Regions from separate parts of the Homo sapiens genome. Here region 2 is linked to region 1. A link is a loop called in an ENCODE intact Hi-C map of the cell type or tissue named here. Cell type or tissue: Caco-2. All regions are shown on one strand. Each heading gives the region's core, and the rest is flanking DNA. Links, peaks and the distances in the headings are about the cores only.

Region 1 (2,825 bases), core at 238-2,737:
CCCTCCAGGCAGAGGGAATAGCATTAAGCACAGGCCTAGAAACATGAAGCGCCATGACTGCTCCAACCAGGAAACACAGAACAGAGTCAAGTGCACTGATGGGAGAGGGAAGCAGGGAGAAGCAGGACATGATAGGCTGGGACTAGTTTGTCAAGAATTGTCTATTTCATGGAGGTAGATCTGCTAATACGGGTATTTTTGAGGTTAAGGATGTAGCCACTGCTAGGAGAAAAGTCCGATTTGGAATTCTAAGAAGATCCGAGATGAGTTCTTAGCAGCCAAGGTGAAGACAGCTTTTAGCTCCTGATAATCCTTCCCCCAAGACCTGCCATCACCGATCCTGCCTGTCCGACATCCGCGAACAAACAGATAGCAGACTTCTGGTAATCTCTTCTCTAGGCACACAGAGACTGTTCTTCTCACCTCTTATCACCGGGAGCCCTATCACCTCCTGCATCAGCCCCCCTGCCAGCCTCTCCTCTCCTCTCAGCTAAACAGGATTTTCTTCCTTAGTTTTCAGACTGGGGATAATCTTGTCACTTCTCCTAGAGTAGAAAGGCCTAGAAGTCAAGGGTTAGAAACTCTGGTGAAAATAATTCTCTAGTTGGAGCCTCTTGGCATTTGTATTAGAAACTGTGTTAATGTTTTCCCCTTTCCTCTGCTCCTCAAATTCCTGTTATGCAAAATTAGGTCATAATCATGACTTTTAGAAATTGGAAATATGCATACACATCCTATAAAACACAAGGTAAAATATTGGTATGTACCAAAACATTCTTCTCAATGTAAACATTTCTAAACAAACAAACATGCTTTGATTTCTTTCGTATTGTTTTTAATCTGTATGCTAAGGGGGTTATATATCCACATAAGACAACGTTGGAACCTCTAGGAATTTGCCCTAAGAAAGTAACTGGATTGCAATCAAAGCCATGAATGCTAGGTTGTTCTGTCAATGCTACCAAAAGTAGGGAAAAATAGAAAGCATCCTAAATTTCTACCTATTGTTGAGGATAGTTCAATTAATTTTCCTATACCCACTAAAAATTACAGTTTGGGAAAATAATGACAATGTAATTTCAAATGAACCAGTGGAAAACAGTAGCATGTATAATATTTATACATAGCATGGAAGGAAGAAATGTTGGAGGGAAGGGCAGCAGAATGTTAGCAGTAGTTATATCTCAGTGAGATGTTATACATGGTTTATTTTATTTTCCTTTTTGTAGGAAGGCAAATGTGATATTAGGTCACCTGCATGGAGGATCTGGGCCAGGTGTATGGCATACAGGAGCTGGTTAGGCCATAGCTTAACATTAAAAGTATGAACAGTAAAACCATGGCGGCCCCTGCTGACCAGGTGCCAGCTGGGGAGCACAGAGGCAAGCTCCATGGTTGACGGAGGGAAGGAGGCATGTAAGTATTCAGGATATCAAAAAAAAGAGGAGAATGCATACATAGACTTACAATCCTAAAGAGTTAAAATGGGACAGGGTTCATAAAAGAAAAATTAGTGATGCTTAAAAATCCAAATTTTAAGCTCCCAGTTCTAAGAAGCATTAATCCATCTGCTTCATGGGATTCAGACTAAAGCTTTTATTCATTTTTGCCAATTTTTGGAAAGACTCCATCCCTCCAGTTATATCTTGTTAGGCTCTTCTGGAACAGTAATACTCCCTCATGAAAGAATGTTCTAACTTCATGATGCCTTCCATTTCACAGTGATTTCTGCTTCATGGAGAGAAGAGATGGAAAACATAACTTTTAAAGTGATTTTTGCATTCTTCTTTAGATACTTTGCATTATTTTTTAAAAAGCTATAGACTTAAAAGATGAAAATTATAGACTTTGCTATTGTTATGGGCCGAGAATTGCACCTCACTTAAAAAAAAATGAGAGAGACAATTCTGATGTGAATCTCATGTTTATTGTTTTAAAAGCTCTGTGCTAATACCAAAAGAATGTATTTCTGGTGGGAAGTGCTATATTTCCATGCCTTCAGGGAATTTGACTTCTGTCCTAAAAATATATTTCCTTAGATATTATAAACAGAACACCTTAAACAATAATAAAATAAAATATGGCAAAAAAAAATCTACCACAAGCATAGCGATGTTTTACATCCTCATCATGTAAGGGCTTTAAAGCTATAGGAAAAGCCTGAACATCCACTCCCCCTTAATAGAAAAGTGTTCAAAGAATACAAAAGGCACTTTACAAAAGAAGTCTTGCAAGTGGCAAGCAAATGTGAAATAAAAACGTTAACTTTACGAATAATCAGTGAAATGAATATAAACACATCAGTAAAATAAAATCTGCTCTCAGTAGGTTAGAGAATGTGTTGTGTTTTTCTTATTGCTGTTGTTACATGTTCCTTGACATTGGTAAGCAGGTGTACAATAACATCCTCAGAACATTCTGGTGAGATAAATTGCTGCAACTTTTCTGCAGGACAATTTAAAATTGGCCTAGTTTTTTAACCCAGTAATTCTTATCCTTCCAATTTGTTATTTGAAAAGGCATGAATACGTTCATATTTCCAAATATGTAGTCACCACAGCATTTTTATAATAGCAAAAGTAACCCAAATAACTGAAAAGACCAAGAATAGAAAAATGTTCAAATTAATTACACTTAATCCATTTGATGGAGTCCTATGTGGTCAGTCACTAAAAATCATTTTTTGAAGACTAATTGCATAGGAGATTGTTTACAGTAATAAATAATTTTTAAAAACTTTAAAAATCTCAATATAATATGTTCCCCAATATGCTTATAAATGTATATATTTAAAATACTATCAAAAGTACATCAAAACAATCATG
Region 2 (2,825 bases), core at 277-2,776, 170 kb before region 1:
GGCTCAGAGAGAATTAGGATCTAATTGTAGTTCCTTATTTAACAGGTAAGTGAAAAACAAGTTTAAAAAATCCAAGCTTTATTGTTGTCATCTTTAAAATGAGATAACATTGTCTATCTCACAATATTATTAAAAAGATAATATCGGATGTGTATAAGATACACCCAACATAGAGTATGGTAAACATTAGGCATCCAATTAATGCAAGTTGTCGCTTCTATAGACCACCCCCCTGTGGAAGGTAAAACCTTTGCACTGTCATTGCTCACAAATGTGTAAGAGACTGATCAAAAGTAGGGAGGAAAAGAGTTGCAATTTCTTCACTGATGTTAAATCTTTGAGAATGAATTTGATTTTATAAAGAGCCAAACATCATTCAAAACAAAAGCAAGTAAATAAGTGAAGTGACTTATCAATGGGGATAAAAATGAATAAACACAAAAGGATGTGACGATAAAATCATGTCACACAAATTCAAGTGATTCATAAGCAAGCCTTATATCATTTCCCGATTTGGAAACTATAAGTGTTCCTAGGATTACTACACCATAGGAATAAGTTTTCCTCCCTCTTGAAGGAAGATCCTGGAAATAAACACACTCATGTGGATATATACCTCCTGCTCTGTTTTTTAGAAAGGAAAAAAGACATGAAACTATCTCATTTTGTTACTATCTGATGACCCCTTTTACAACCTTGTTTCAGTCTATGATGCCTTTTTATATATGTTGGTTTGTAATCAGACGAAACAGAAATTCAGATAAGCTTTAAGTGACTTGCCTATGATCATACATGGGTAACTCTCAGCAGTGGATTTTGAACCTAAATTGCGCTTTTCCCACCATGCTACCTATCCTTTTTTTGTACCCTACTCTAAAAATGTTTTATTTTCAGAACAAATTAATGCTAGTCAATCAACTGATAAGTGAAAATATTTAGGGAAGCAAGTAATACTATAAATTATTACTATTATCATTATTAATTTTTATTCCCAATGTTTCAAGATGGAGATAAACTTAATCTGCATGCATTCTTAAAGAGTGACTTCAGTTCTGTGTAGCTGGGTCTTGGCAGTTGGGAAAACACCCACAGTGACTTTAGTGAGATTTTGAATCATTTTATCTCTGGAGTCTCCCGTGGCTTTGTAGGTTCAGACAGAATGCAGTGAGAACTGCCTTTCCCACCCTCTTTCTTTAGCAAATTCAGACTCAGAGTGCGGGGATGCTCCAGCTGCATCCAATTAAACTCCCCCAAACAGGAAGGAAAAGGAGCTGACTACAGTTGCTGCAGAAACATTGAACAGTCTCATTTCCACAGACGGTTCAGCCTCCTCACCAGGACACACTCAGACCATGTCGTGTAGAAAGTCCATGCTCCAGAATAAAGCACTTTTAACAACTGGAGCATTGTCCTCTGGCATGGACAGTTTATTGCACTTTAAGAGCGTACACTATGGACTGTGCCCACACTGTGAGTCAGCAGGGGGAGCAGACCTCAGCTCCAAATTAGCTTCACACTGCCTTTCCTGACCCAGATTCAGAAAAGCCTGACTTTAAAAACCATGCACCTTTAAGATCAAGTCAAGGGCTGTCCCCATCTCTAACCATACTTGTTATTGCAATATGTCTAGGACCACATTTAGATGAAATATAGAGGTCTGAGATAAATAATACTATAAATTAAGCAGCCAGGCCACATAAGGAGACTTGCCTTAGGTTGTGGTGAAAGAATATTGAATCATTGAGCTTTCACAGTTTTTGTTTGACCTGATCAGAAGAAACAAATCTTAGTCTAAATTGAATTACTAGTGCTTTTTTTTTTTTTCTGCCTTGCCAAAGCCAGTATGTCTCACCAATACTCCCTATTGTTTGGCATTTTTTGCTTATCTCAGCTCAGGGAGAAGGCATGCATGGAAAGGCATGCCAAGTGGTCATCAAGACTAAATTTTAAAAGAATAATCTTACTTTTCCATTGTACTAATCGATGATGCTGTTACATTGCCACAGTAGAGTCAGTTACCATTGAATTGCATTGTTAATTCTTAAGGCTATGCAAATAGAATGATTACGAGAGCATCTCATTAAAACCAAGATAAAGATAGTGTGTATTTCTTGGCTAGAGTCCAGTATTTGGGTAGTTTCTTCCTTACCTAGTTAACGTTAAAGTCAGTGATACTAAGCTAGCAAATTTAACATATTATGAACAATTTTGACATTTAATCTAAAAAAAATGAGGTAGGTATTATTATCCCTACTACATTGAAGAGAAAACTGCAATTCAAAAGGGCCAAGTGCACACATTATAGTCATAAGGCTAGTGAACAGCAAACTTAAACTTGGGGTCCCAGCCACCTGACATATTATTTTTATCCCCCTCAACAATCCACCAAATACCCCTTAGTAAATTCAAGTAACTCTTGCAGAGCAGAGTGCCCTGCCAGTCCTGGGAAAACCTCCAGCTGCAGATGTGTTTATGTATTGGTAGAAGAAGGAAGAAATGAACGAGAGTTGGGTGAACAAAAATGCAAGTGCCAGGCCTTCTTCCTTAAGAATTGGTTATGTCACCTTAGGGTAGATCACAAAGCCCCAGCAAAGTTTTTGTGGGAATTAAATAGAAAAATGCATGTCAGATGACTAGTCTGGTGCCTGCATGTTGTAAGATCTGAACTTTAGATCCGGCATGGCTTTCAGAGGGAACTCCAAGCTTGAAGTCCTCATTTTTTGGGAGCTTTTTAATGAGCTTTAAGTTGGGATGTGTGAAGCTCAGACTCAATCGGTGACATTTGTCTCTTGCAGCCATGTGCAGGGAAATTGAATTGGAAATAC

The links. Hi-C counts contacts between places; a loop is a spot of excess contacts. Peaks named below come from ENCODE experiments on the same cell type or tissue, not always from the same donor. Only the 100,000 strongest peaks of a DNase experiment are listed, where the experiment ranks them.
Region 2: a loop joins it to region 1, with 17 times the contacts of the local background. A loop is called at or near these places in 2 of 110 quality-filtered maps.

What each region holds. Positions count from the first base shown.
Region 1 is chr2:12,432,316-12,435,140 of GRCh38, reverse strand. The region is part of intron 4 of MIR3681HG (MIR3681 host gene); the gene reads right to left. Among named protein-coding and RNA genes, the nearest start is that of MIR3681, 230 kb to the right of the region's middle. In Caco-2, for the core only: no CTCF peak of the experiment used is centred there; a DNase peak (open chromatin) is centred at 1,350.
Region 2 is chr2:12,605,198-12,608,022 of GRCh38, reverse strand. No RefSeq gene overlaps it. Among named protein-coding and RNA genes, the nearest start is that of TRIB2, 110 kb to the left of the region's middle. RefSeq lists a silencer at 614-814. In Caco-2, for the core only: no CTCF peak of the experiment used is centred there; no DNase peak of the experiment used is centred there.